Linked DNA regions of Homo sapiens: region 1 is linked to region 2. A link is an interaction called in ENCODE POLR2A ChIA-PET data of the cell type or tissue named here. Cell type or tissue: B cell. All regions are shown on one strand. Links, peaks and the distances in the headings refer to the core of each region. The heading gives the core; the rest is flanking DNA.

What was found. Peaks named below come from ENCODE experiments on the same cell type or tissue, not always from the same donor. Only the 100,000 strongest peaks of a DNase experiment are listed, where the experiment ranks them.
Region 1: POLR2A ChIA-PET joins it to region 2 with 67 read pairs; 7 of 35 experiments call an interaction of 5 or more read pairs at or near these places.

The regions. Positions count from the first base shown.
Region 1 is chr19:16,413,983-16,421,618 of GRCh38, forward strand. EPS15L1 (epidermal growth factor receptor pathway substrate 15 like 1) reads right to left here. Exons shown (of 24, transcript NM_001258374.3): 10 at 7,337-7,494; 11 at 3,966-4,122; 12 at 3,570-3,655. Among named protein-coding and RNA genes, the nearest start is that of EPS15L1, 54 kb to the right of the region's middle. RefSeq lists enhancers at 3,613-3,682, 3,713-3,762, 3,908-4,511, 6,324-6,927, 6,928-7,531 and a silencer at 3,863-3,942. In B cell, for the core only: CTCF peaks have their summits at 3,898 (motif pointing left) and 4,098; DNase peaks (open chromatin) are centred at 3,109 and 3,839; H3K4me3 peaks cover 1,266 bases; H3K27ac peaks cover 1,709 bases.
Region 2 is chr19:16,328,836-16,334,656 of GRCh38, forward strand. No RefSeq gene overlaps it. Among named protein-coding and RNA genes, the nearest start is that of KLF2, 6.9 kb to the left of the region's middle. RefSeq lists enhancers at 113-262, 2,106-2,215 and a silencer at 1,706-1,755. In B cell, for the core only: CTCF peaks have their summits at 485 and 689; DNase peaks (open chromatin) are centred at 1,766 and 2,606; H3K4me3 peaks cover 272 bases; H3K27ac peaks cover 1,386 bases.

The DNA.
Region 1 (7,636 bases), core at 2,892-5,391, 88 kb after region 2:
TCGCCCTGTACAGTCCCTTCCCCGTCAACTGTAGGTAGGACCTGTGACCATGGGAGGGATCGCTCCCAATGTAACCACCCTCTAAAAGCAGCGCGCTTTCTCCACCTGGTTGCCCAAGTGGAAGTTAGAGATGTCCCAAGTGTGATAAGGACCCAGAGCGCCCTTGCTGACTTTGAAGGTGGAGGGGCCACGTGAGGGGGAACAGGGGCAGTGTCCAGGAGCATGGAGTGGCCCTGGCTGACCTCAGAAAGGAAAAAGAGACCTCGGACCCCCAGCCGCAGGGAAATGGATTCTGCCAACACCTGAATGAGCCTAGAAACAGATTCTTCCCCTAGAGCCTCCAACAAGAGCCCAGCCCAGCCGACGCCTTGACCTCAGCCTGTGACACCCTGGACAGCCCAGGACAGCCTGTCTGAACTACTACTTTTTTTTTTTTGAGACAGAGTCTCGCTCTGTCACCCAGGCTGGAGTGCAGTGGCGCAATCTCAGCTCACTGCATCCTCCGCCTCCCCAGTTCAAGCGATTCTCCTGCCTCAGCCTCCCTAGTAGCTGGGACTACAGGCACGTGCCACCACGCCCAGCTAATTTTTGTATTTTCAGTAGAGACGGGGTTTCGCTGTGTTGGCCAGGATAGTCTTGATCTCCTGACCTAGTGATCCGCCCGCCTCAGCCTCCCAAAGTACTGGAATTATAGGCGTGAGCCAACACGCCTGGCCTTTTTTTGGTTTTGTTTTTTTTTTTTTTTGAGACAGGCTCTTGCTCTGTCACCCAGGCTGGACTGCAGTGGCACGATCATAGCTCACTGCATCCTTGACTTCCTGGGCTCAAGCAATCCTCCCACCTTAGCCTCCTGAGTAGCTAGGACCACAGGTGTGCCCCACCAGGCCTGGCTAATTTTTTATTTTTTGTAGCCGAGGTCTCAATATATGGCCCAGGCTGGTCTGGACCTCCTGGGCTCAACCGATCCTCTTGCCTTGGCCTCCCAAAGCACTTGGATTACAGTCATGAGCCACAGCACCCAGCCTTCTTTTATTTTTAAACTGAGATAGAATTCGTGCATGTATTTCCTAGCACTGCTGTAACAAATCACCAACTGGGTGGCTTGGAACAGGAAAAATTGATTATAGGTGTGAGCCACAAGGCCCAGGGTTTAGTGCCCTTATAAGAAGGACCCCAGAGAGCTTCCTTTGCTCCTTTTGCCCTGTGAGGACACGGCAAGAAGGTGACTCTCCAGGAATCAGCAAATGGGTCCTCAGCAGACCCGATCTGCCGGTATCTGGAGGTTGGACTTTGCAGCCTCCAGAACTGTGCGAAATGTCTGATGTTTCAGTCACCCATTCAGAGTGGTTTGTTATAGCAGTATGAATGGACTAAGACCCTCCTCTTGTGCCCAAAGAGGCTGCCTCAGGGACAGGAACACCATGTGTCTAACAGACCCTGCCTCCTGCCCAGGGACCCAGGACTTGTGCAACAATAAGGCCCTCTCAGGGACATGTCGCCAGACACACAGTAAGTGATCATTGGAATATTCATTTCCACAAGCCCAGAAACTTACAATACAAAGTGCTCTTTAAACTGAAGGACCTGACATGCCCTTGCTGGCTTATGGCAGTGTGAAATCATAAGAGGAAAGCTCAGCCCACACTCCCCGAATCAAGGGCCACTCTCAGAGCCACCTGCTCAAGGGGCCACTGCAGGCCCCAGCCTCCTACAGATGGGCACTCTGCACACACCAGCCTGTCACCTCCACATTGGGGAAACAAGGCTTCTGGCTGTCTGAGGCCACACTGGGGTGATTCACGCCCCAGCGTCCCTTCCTAGACCCTGACCCTTGCACGACAGGGGCTCCCTCCATCCTTGGCCTGCCCGGTCCTGATTCTCAGGCCTGCCCAGGCTCTAGGATGCTGGCCCTGCATCCTCAAGACACCCTCAGCCTTGTCAGGCTGCACATCCTTGCTGATCGCCAGTTTGGATAACACGGCCCCCAGGAGCTGAGACAGAACAGGAACCATCTGCTGCACTGAACATGAAGTGGGATGCCTGACTCAGGCCGTGGCTCAGGTTTTCTAACCAGCCACCCACCTTGATCCCCTCCAAGACCTAACCTGCCTTTGCTCATCAGGGCTCTGCTAACAGCACAAAACCAAGGCCAGAGGAGCTGATAGAATACTGCACCTGTTAATATGACCCCCGGGGATCCCCCAGCTAGGACCAGGATCCATCCTCCCTGGGAAAGTCAAAGCCCTTTCCATTTTCAGCCAAGTAAACAATCTCTTTCCCACAGAGGGCAAAGCACCTTTGGGCCCTTCTGCATGGTGCCCCGTCATCACAAGAGTCCACCCTGTCCTAGAATCGACTGGAAAAAAGATGCTGGCTGGCACAGTGGCTCACGCCTGTAATCCCAGCACTTTGGGAGGCCAAGGCCAGAGGATCACTTGAGCTCAGGAGTTCGAGACCAGCCTGGGCAACATGGCGAAACCCCATCTCTACAAAAAATATAAAAAAATTAGCCAGGCATGGTGGCATGCACCTGTACTCTCAGCTTCCTGGGAGGGTGAGTGGGAAGATCACTTGAGCCCAGGAGGCAGAGGCTGCAGTGAGCTGAGATCACACCACTGCACTCCAGCCTAGGTGACAGAATGAGACTCTGTCTCAAATTAAAAAAAAAAAAAAAAAATCTAGCCAGCATGGTGGTGCGTCCTAGCTACTCGGGAGGCTGAGGTGGGAGGATTGCTTAAGCCTAGGAAACAGATGCTACAGTGAGCCATGATCACACCACTACGCTCCAGCTTGGGTGACAGAGCGAGACCCTGTCTGAAAAACAAACAACAAAAAAGGATGTCATTCTTGAAGAGGATCCAGAGGGGAATACAGGAAGTGACTGCATTTCTTTATACCAGACTCTAAAAGTACAGACAGCCCATCCAAAGCCCTCGTTTACACATGAGGAAACTAAGGCACTAGGCAAGAAGGGGAGCCACAGACCTGGAGGCCCCTTCACACCTTCAGCTGCTGGGTCCTAAGCCCGCTCCTCGCCATCTGAGACCCAATTGCCCTAGCTGTCAAGGATAACAAGGCCTTCCTAGCACTGGGGAGGGGCTGATGCCTGGGGCTACTGAGCTGCGACCTGCCTGAGACCACAAAGCTGCCACAGGCTCTGCCCATGACCTGCCTGGGACAACACAGCTGCCACAGGCTGTGCCCATGACCTGCCTGGGACCACACAGCTGCCACGGGCTCTGCCCACGACCTGCCTGGGACCACACAGCTGCCACAGGCTCTGCCCACGACCTGCCTGGGACCACACAGCTGCCACCCACAGGCTCTGGTCAAGACCTGCCTGAGACCACACAGATGCTACGGGCTCTGGCTGAGGCTGATTCAAATGGAAGATGTCATTCTTCAAGCCCCTTGAGCCAGTTTAGGACCTCAGAAGCTGTATCTTTTCCTTCCTTCTGAATAAACCTGTGATGAGCAAACTTCCAGGTGAGCCTCTGATATTTCCGATAACAACCTGGGAGAGTTCGTGTAACATCTGGATGTGGAGGGAAGGGCCGTTTCCAACATACCTTTGTAACTGGGCAATCTCTTGACTGATGTCATCAAGCTCCTTCACGCCAGTAAACTCCCCGGAGCCGAGAGAGCCTGAACTGTCCTAGAATTGAATTCAGAGGCGAGATCTCTAATTAGCAACCTGACATCACCTGACAGGAGGCACCAGCAGTTCTCGGGCCCAGGGATAAAATTGTCCCTTTAGTACACAGGGTGAGGTAGCAAAAGTGTCAGCCCCCTGCCTGGGGAAATACCTGGGCAGCCAAGCCACCCTCCCGGGGGCCCCTGTTGAGGAAGGCAGGGACCACAGGCAGCACCCGCCACCGTGGGCTCATGTGTGCCACCAGTGCCACCTGGTGGCAGGCGGTGGGAAGGGATGTCAATACCCCCAGGGCATGACCAGCACCACTCACCGGGCCGGGCGTGCCTCTCTCCGAAGGCGGGACCATGTCCGGCGAGAGGACTTGAGGAGGGTCGATGCCTTTACTGACCTTCTGCTGAATGAAATACATAGCTAACGCGAATTGGTCTTTGCTTAACTTCCCCGTTTGCCTCGTATCGGCCAGGGCCCTGGGAGAAACGTGGGGATGCTAATTACACATCACAGGCGCCGACTCAGCCTGAACCCAAGTCACCGATCCCTTGCTTTTCAAAAACGACAGCGACGAAAACAACGGCAGGGCGTGGTGGCAAGCCCCAGCTCCTTCCCTACTTCACATCTCCTTCCCAGGAAGTGGCCCAGGGGTTCCCCGCTCCCAGTGTCCCCCACCCTAGGAGGGCTGTCAGGGCTGAAGAACCCCAAGCCCCTGACCTGGGCTGAGGAGCCGACCCCCTGGGAAAACCTCACTAGGGCTGAGATGCAGCTGCCTCTTCCTTTGGCTTATCTCGTGCGTGGGGCAGGCTCTGATGCTGCAGGCATGGAGTAGACCAGCCCTTCCGTGGAAATGGGTGCTGAGACCAAGCATTGTCCCTGTAGCTCTGGGTCATCTGAATGGCCCCGGCTACTGGCCTTCAATGGGGATGACAGCAGCACTTTGGGGTGTCATCATGATGAAGAAAGAATCAGCAACGACTCTCTTTCCTTGTTATGAACGGAACGTTTATGTCCCCCCAGATTCCTATGTCCAAATCCTATCCCTCAATGGGATGGTGTTGGGAGGTGGGGCCTCTGGGAGGTGATGAGGTCATGAGGGTGGAGCCTCAGGAGTGGGATTAGTGCCCTTATAAAAGAGGCCCCAGAAGGCTCTCTCTGCTCCTTTTGCCATGTGAGGACACGGCAAGCAGGTGGCCGTCTACAAACTAGGCAGTGAGCCCTCACCAGACACTGGATCTGCTGGTGCCTGGATCACAGACTTCCACCCCCCAGAGCCGTGAGAAATGTCTGTTTCTAAGCCACTCTGTCTATGGCACTTTGTCACAGCAGCCCAATGGTCTAAAACACTCCTCTTGTGCCCAAATGAGGCTGCCACAGGGGCATGGCCACAATGCACAGGACAGTCCCCCACAACTAAGCGTCCCCTGCCCACATAGCTCTTGGATGTCCTGAAAGATGGGCCAAGGCAGCATCTGAATAGCAGCACACAGTGGTCCTGTGGAGCTGAGGTGAGAGGCTCCGCGACACTCACAATCAAGGAGCCAGCCAGGGCCGGGTGCAATGGCTCATGCCTGTGTTCTCAACACTTTGGGAGCTGAGGCGGGCAGATCACCTGAGGTCAGGAGTTCGAGACCAGCTTGGCCAACATGGGGAAATCCCGCCTCTACTAAAAATACAAAAATTAGCCGGGCATGGTGGCGCGCGCCTGTAATCCCAGCTGCTCAGGAGGCTGAGGCACGAGAATCACTTGAACCCAGGAGGCAGAGGTTTCAGTGAGCCAAGATTGCGCCAATGCGCTCCAGCCTGGGCAACAGTGAGTCTCTGTCTCAAAAAAAAAAAATAAAAAAATGAGGAGCCAACCAGGAAGGGAAGGGACCCTTGTGGAGTAAGGACAAGGCCTTTGGCATCTATGAAAAATGTCTTCCTTCACCCATGCTGCCCTCTCAACGAGGGACCTCGTTTCCCACCTCCCGTGTAGCTGCGGCAGAAGCCATTACAACAGAAGTTTCCCCTTTTACCAAAAGAGAGCTGGGACCGTTCTAACAGACTTATTTATACCCAAATGCAGTCCGTGAACAGAGCTGCGGAGAATGAGCAGATCTCAAAGAACATTGCTGATAAATGCCTAGTTATCCCCACAGTTCGAGGCCCTGACGATTTCATACTGCCACTGTCTCTCCCCAGTCTGCCCCTGCGGGCCCCAGCCTGCTCGTGGGCTGCAGCTGCCTCTCCACTCCCGCCCCTTCTCTGCTCCTGCCATCTCTCAAGGAGTGTGGGCTCCAAGGCCCACCTGTGGAAGGTTCTGAGAGAAAGAAGGAGAAGCAAGCTTAGGGGTGGCTCAGTCAGCGGCCATCCGGCTCTGACACCACATCCTGCTCTGCTGACCCGTACGGTGGCAGCCATCGCAGGGAAAAAGCCTCTGTCTTCATGCTCCCCCTCCTCCCAGTCCCTCCTGGTGTGTCATCTACATTGGGCCATGCCCCGCCCCAGCCACTCGCAGACACATCTAGACTTCTTTTCTCATGGTTATTCAAGAGCCTGATCATCCTTTCCTTCCCCTTTGCTGCCCGCATGGAATGACCTCTGAGTTCCTTCTTTTGATCCAGGTGGATTAGTGATTTCCTGTGTCATTTCCATGTCATTACATCATGTGTCAATTGCAGCATGCATTATAAATTACTTTCCCTCTACTGACCCCTAGACATGACAGTCAGGGTGTCAGGGCGCTAACCAGGAACTGTATGTGTGTTGGTTTCAGAGTCATAAAGGGGACACTGTGTTTTGTTGGTTTCTAAAAGGGACACTGGATCTGAGGCAGCTGAGACCCACTGTCCCTAGCCAGTTGGAGGCGGCTTGGCCATTTGGGTGATGACTCTGCGACAGCTAGTTCTCAGGCTCCCACCTCACAGTGTGGTCATCTGTGAATTACCACTAAGGACAGTCATTTCCCCCAAGCCACTAAGTAACATCCTGAATTTCACTGCTCTACTTGGAGGTATTTGCCTCTCGAGAATTATCCAGCAATTCTTTCCTTTTGATAGCTCCCAAGTGAAGCCTTCTCTAAGGCCACAAGGCTCTGAGCAACAAGCTCAAAAGTGACTTCAGCCCTGGCCAGTGGCAAGAGGAGTGCCCCAGCCCTATGAAGTCGGCTGTGTCCAGCCCTGGGGGAAAGAGGGGTTGAGGCCGACTCCTCGACTGGGCTCTGAGGCACTGACAGGGTCTCCTTGTGCTCACCCTCCCGCCAGGAGCCAAAGCACTGGCCTTTCCAGAGCAGGGCCTCCTGCCCCCGCCCTCACCCTGCCAGGCCACTCTGCTAGAGGCTCCAAGGCCCTGCTGCCCGCACCTCCCGGAGGCGGCTGTGACAAAGTCCAGGCCTCCTGTTAGAGCCAGCATCACAGCCAGCAAGAATAGGGCCCAGCTGTGTAAGCAAATGGCCTGGGAGCACTTAAGACGGACCAGAGGCCCTTCCTACTGAAAGACAGTGAACTGACCGTCACGGAGCGCGGGCTTCGAGCCTTGGCACGTGCACCTTGCTCAGCCTCTGTCAGGCCAGGGAGAATAAAGGACGCCAGACACAGCGGAAGCCTGTGACAGGCTGGAGGGGGCCCCCTGACCACCACCCTCCACAGTCTTCACCCACAGGCCCCCTGGAGCCACCCACAGCCACAACTGCCACCTGTCCGGCCTTACCATATGTGTGCTAGAAGGTTCTGGGTGAGGCCCGAGTGCATGAAGATCTCCTTCACCTCCTGGCCACTCACGTAGCCATCCAGGTCCAGGTCGGTCTTCAGGAATATCTCATCAAATCGCATCTTGTCTGCCACGGGCACCACCCAGTTCACTGTTGGCTGAAACAGTTTTTGGCAAAACAGTTAATCTGGAAGCTTTTTATGACCCCCAGACACATGCTTTTTGATGATGGGGCGATTAAAGCACTTCCATGCACATTTGGCATCAAACTCTCCTCACTTCCATGAGCCAAGAGGGCAG
Region 2 (5,821 bases), core at 457-2,956:
AGAAGGACTCGCGGGTGGTTTAAAACAATATTAAGGGTCTCCAGGTTTCCCTGTTCAGCTTAAACTTAGTGATCAAGCTATTTTTCTTGCTTATTTGAAAATGTCTTCCAGGTTTCTCCTGGAAGCTTCTGAGTCCAGTGAAAGGCAAATCGTTCACGGGGCTGAAGCTGTTTCTGTTTCTTGCGTGTATGTTCTGTTGGAGAACAGACAGAATAGAAAGTGTGATAGTTGTACGTTTCAGTAAGAGACACCAACTCAGGCAGCGCTAGGTCATACCGACTAATCCAGAAATATCCCATCATCATTTTTTTCTGCCCCTTTCTGACACTCAAATGCCAATTTCCATGATCTTCTGCATCTGTGATGCTCAGTGGAGAGTGACCCAGTCTGGGAACATTTTTGGTTGTCAACTCGGGGGTGCTGCTGGCATCTGGTGGACAGAGGTGGGTGATGTTGCTAAGCATTCTGCAGTGTACAGACAGCCCCCACCACAGAGAATAGCCCAGCTCTGAATGTCAGCAGTGCTGAGGTTGAGACATCGCCTCTGGTTCCTAAAAGATCATTGCTCTTATCAGCAAGAAGGTGACTCTGTGCCACGAAGCAAGCTTTGGTGGCAAATGCCACCCAGAAAAAGGTACAAAGAAAACCTCACCCTGGGGCCATCTTCACCTAGGATTCTACAACCCAATCCCAATGCAAGTTTTTCTTTCTTTCTTTCTTTCTTTCTTTCTTTCTTTCTTTTTTTTTGGAGACAGTCTCGCTCTGTTGCCCAGGCTAGAGTACAGTGGCACAATCTCAGCTCACTGCAACTTCTGCCTCCTGGGTTCAAGTAATTCTCCTACCTCAGCACCTCCTAGTAGCTGGTATTACAGGCGCGCGCCACCAAGCCCAACTAATTTTTGGATTTTTAGTAAAGATGGGGTTTCGCCATGTTGGCCAGGCTGGTCTCGAACTCCTGACCTCAGGTGATCCACCCACCTCAGCCTCCCAAAGTGCTGGGATTACAGGAGTGAGCCACCGCACCCAAACTCTCTCTCTCTCTCTCTCTTTTTAGAGCAGGAGATTTGTGGTCACTGGCTGAATTACTTTTCATGGCTGTGATTTTCGCTATATTCTTTCTTTTCCCCAGGCAAAGTTATAATCATTTGTCGATGCTGTTTTTTCCCCCAGTTATACATTTGTATTGTCATTTTCATGGCTGCATAATATTCCTTTTAGATATGGCAGGAGTTATTTATGGAAACAAGCACTGTGGGTAAAAGGGTTGAAAAGGGTGAAGGTTTTATTTTGTTTGGTTTGAGATAGGGTCTCATCTGTCACCCAGGCTGGAGTGCAGTGGCACAATCACTACAATCTTGACCTCCTGGGTTCAAGCAATCCTCCTGCCTCAGCCTCCCGAGTAGCTGGGATTACAGGCATGCATCACCATGCCCAGCTAATTTTTACATTTTTTTGTACAGAGGGGATCTCACTATATTGCCCCTCCTGGGCTCAAGCAATCCTCCCGCCTCAGCCTCTCAAAATGCTGGGATTAAAGATGCAGACCACCAAGCCCAGCTATGGCAGGGGGTGGGGGAGAGGTGACAGTTTTGAGGGGCTTATTGGCATGGTGCTGGGGAGAGATGTAGGAGCTATTTTTCTGCTAGGCACTTCCTGTAGTTCTGGGGGCCCCAGCACCCAGGCAGGCTGCAGAATGATGTGGTGTGAAGTGGGAGGAGGAAGGGGGCGTTGTCAGAGGGCAAGATGTCTATAGGCTCACCCCTGACTCAGCACCCAGCCCTGTCAACACGGTTGAGTCAGCACCCACGCCCGGCAGCCCCAGGTGGAGTCCCAGGACCATAGGCTCAAGCTGATTTGTCAGGTGCCAGGGCTGGGTGGCTCCGATTGCCCCGGCCTGAGCTGTGTCAGCTGTGCCAGACCAGCGAGCATCAGCCTTGGAGCTGGGCACAGCGGTGGCTCATGCCTGTAATCCCAGCACTTTGGGAGGCCGAGGTGTGGGGATCTCTTGAGCCAAGGAGTTTGAGACCAGCCTGGGCAACATAGAGAGACCCTGTTTCTGGGTGGGTGGGGGGCGGGGGAAGAGAGAGAGAAGAGAGAAAAAACAAAAGACATTTGGAGCTGAATCATTCTCCAGTGCGGGGCCACCCTGTGCACTGCAGTGTTCAACAGCATCTCTGGCCTTCACCGACTCAATGCCAATTAACACCCGTCCCCTGGCCAGACCCGGGGGCTCACACCTGTAATTCCAGCACTTTGGGAGGGCAAGGCGGGTGGATCACTTGAGCTCAGGAGTTCGAGGCCAGCCTGGCCAATATGGTGAAACCCTGTCTCTACTTAAAAAAAAAAAAAATTAGCTGGGTGTGGTGGCAGGCGCCTATAATCTCTGTCATCTCAGCTACTTGGGAGGCTGAGTCAGGAGAATCACTGGAACCTGGGAGGCGGAGGTTGCACTGAGCTGAGATGGCGCCTGGGTGACATAGGGAGAGTCCATCTCAAAAAAAAAAAGAAAGAAACCCTCAGATCAGCCGTGCGACTTTGCCTGCCTGTGCCTCAGTTTCCTTGGGTGGAAAATGAGTTTGCTGCTGTGAAAATGAAATGAGACACTAAAGCTCAGAGCCCACCCCTGGGGTGTGGCCAGCACAGTGAGTGTCCTCTGATAAAGCTGGTGTGCCTGAATTTTAAGGCCCCTTCCTCCCTCTCTCTCCCTCTCCCCACAACCCTCTTCGCTCATTCATTCATTCATTCACCTGTTCATTCAGCAGATGCTCTGTATGGCAAGCAGATATGACTCAGAATCTCAGGAGTGACTCTGGCCGGGCGCAATGGTTCACACCTGTAATCCCAGCACTTTGGGAGGCCGAGGCAGGTGGATCACCTGAGGTCAGGAGTTCGAGACCAGCCTGGCCAACATGGTGAGACCCCGTCTCTACTAAAAACACAAAAATTAGCTGGGTATGGTGGCAGGCGCCTATAATCCCAGCTACTCGGGAAGCTGAGGGACGAGAATTGCTTGAACCCGGGAGGCAGAGGTTTCAGTGAGCTGAGATCACACCACTGCACTCCAGCCTGAGAGACAGAGCGAGACTCTGTCTCAAAAAAAAAAAAAAAAAAAGTGACGTAGCCTCTGGGCCTTGCCCAGAGTCAGTGCCAAAATGTTTGTCGCATGACCTAACTTTGTGCTAACGGTGGACCCTGTGACTCGAGCTTGGGTGCTTTCATTCTGGGCACCTTCAACAAATTATCTCTTTCAACCTCCCCACAAGCCTGAGGGTTGCCTAAGCACCCCCATTTTCTAGAGGTGGAAAGTGGGGTTCAGAGAGGGGAAGGTTAGCTGGGGGACCTGGTGCAGGTGGCAGAGCTGAGGCTTCAACCCAGGTCTGCCTGGCCTGGCCACCGCAACTCCTCCTGTGCCTAGAAACATCTGAATGCACCAATGCATCAGGTTTGCCCTGTTTCCCTCCACACACAGGTTCTAGGGGTTCCTGGAAGCCCTGCTGAGTTCCTTCTAGGCTTTTGTCTAAAAGGAACTGAGAAGCCCATTTGCCAGGAATATCCCAGACAGGGAGGGACAAGGGGTCGGGAAGAGGCTGGGTGAATAGGGTTCCCTGAGGTGCCCTATAAGAAGTTAGGAGGAGGCCGGGCACAGTGGCTCACGCCTGTAATCCCAGCACTTTGGGAGGTCAAGGCAGGTGGATCATTTGAGGTCAGGAGTTCGAGACCAGCCTGGCCAACATGGTGAAACCTCGTCTCTACTAAAAATACAAAAATTAGCTTGGAGTAGTGGTGGGCACCTGTGATCCCAGCTACTTGGGAGGCTGAGGCAGGAGAATTGCATGAACCCGGGAGGCGGAGGTTGCAGTGAGCCGAGATCACACCATTGCACACTAGCCTGGGCGACAGAGGAAGACTCCATCTCAAAAAAAAAATAATAATAAGTTAAGACGAGCCTGGGGGCCAGACACCATGGCTCACGCATGTAATCCCAGCACTTTGGGAGGCCAAGGCAGGTGGATTACTGGAGGTCAGAAGTTCAAGATCAGCCTGGCCAACATGGTGAAACCCCATCTCTACTAAAAAAAAAAAAAAAATACAGAAATTAGCCGGGCGTGGTGGTGCACACCTGTAATCCCAGGTACTCGGGAGGCTAAGGCAGGAGAATCACCTGAACCCAGGAGGCAGAGGTTACAGTGAGCCGAGATTGCACCACTGCACTCCGGCCTGGGCAACAGAGCAAGACTCTGTTTCAAAAAAAAAAAAAAAATGCTAAACATGGAATTGCCATAGGTCCCAGTGATTCCATTCCTAGGTATAGTCCCAAGAGAAATAAAAACCGGGACACAAACAGATACTTGCACACACGTGTTCGAGGCAGCACCATTTACATGCGCCAGACGGTGGAAACAGCCCAAATACCCATCAACTCATGAATCAATAAAAGTGTGGTATATCCATATGACCCAGTGGTTTTTGTGTTTGTTTTTTGGGATAAGGTCTCGCTCTGTTGCCCAGGCTGGAGTGCAGTGGTGCGATCACAGCTAACTGCAGCCTCGAACCCCTGGGTTCAAGCAATCCTCCTGCATCAGCCTCTCGGGCTGGTTCTTACTGGGGGCTCCCCTGAGTGCAGAGAACAGGCCCAAGCTGATGCCAGTTAGGGAAGTCATCTCTATAGTTCTAGAAGGGATACTGAGCCCAGGAGGCTGGAGACAGGGGCCTCACCAACCCTCTGCTCGTAGCCTGAGCTCTTTCTCCAGCGTGATTTGATCTGCCCCATCACCGTGTTCTTTTCTCTCTCATCCCATATTTTCTTTCTTTCATTCTTTCTCTTTATTGTGATTAAATATACATAACATAAAATTGACTGTTTTTGTTTTGTTTTGTTTGAGACAGGGTCTCACTCTGTTGCCCAGGCTGGAGTGCAGTGGTGCGATCACAGCTCACTGCAGCCTCGACCTCCTCAGGCTCACGTGATCCTCCCGCCTCAGCCTCCAGAGCAGCTGGGACTATAGGAGTGTGCTACTACGCCTGGCTAATTTTTCTATTTTTTGTAGAGCCTGAGTCTCACTGTGTTACCCAGGCTGGTCGCAAACTCCTGGGCTCAAATGAACCATCCACCTTGGCCTCCCAAAATGCTGGGATTACAAGAGTGAGACATTGTGCCTGGCTAAAATTCACTTTTTTTTTTTTTGTGACAGAGTCTTGCTCTGTCACCCAGGCTGGAGTGCAGTGGCACGATCTCGGTTCACTGCAACCTCCCACCTCAAGTGATTCTCCTGCCTCAGCCTCCCGAGTAGCTGGGATTACAGGCGCACGCCAGCACAGCCGGCTAATTTTTATATTTTCAGTAGAGACGGGGTTTCACCATGTTGGCCAATGGTCTCAAACTCCTGACCTCAGGTGATCCGCCCCCCTTGGCCTCCCAAAGTGCTAGGAATACAGGCGTGAGCCACCACACCCAGCACAAAATTGGTTATTTTTAAGTGTTCAGTTCAGCAGCATTCACAGCATTGTGCCACCTTCACCACCACCCATCTCCAGAGCTTTTCCCTTCTTCCCAAACTGAAACTTTGATCCCATTAAACACTCACTTCCCATTCTCCCTCCCCAGCCACTGGCCCCCACCCTTCTTCCTTCTGTCTCTACAAATTTGAGCACTCTGAGGACCTCCTAGGAGTGGAATCATACAGTATCTGTCCTTTCCTGTAGTTTATTTCACTCAGCATAATGTCTTCAAGATTCATCCACGTGGTAGTGTGTGTCAGAATTTCCTTCCTTTTTATGACTCAGTAATATTCCATTGTGTGGAAGGACCACATTTTGTATG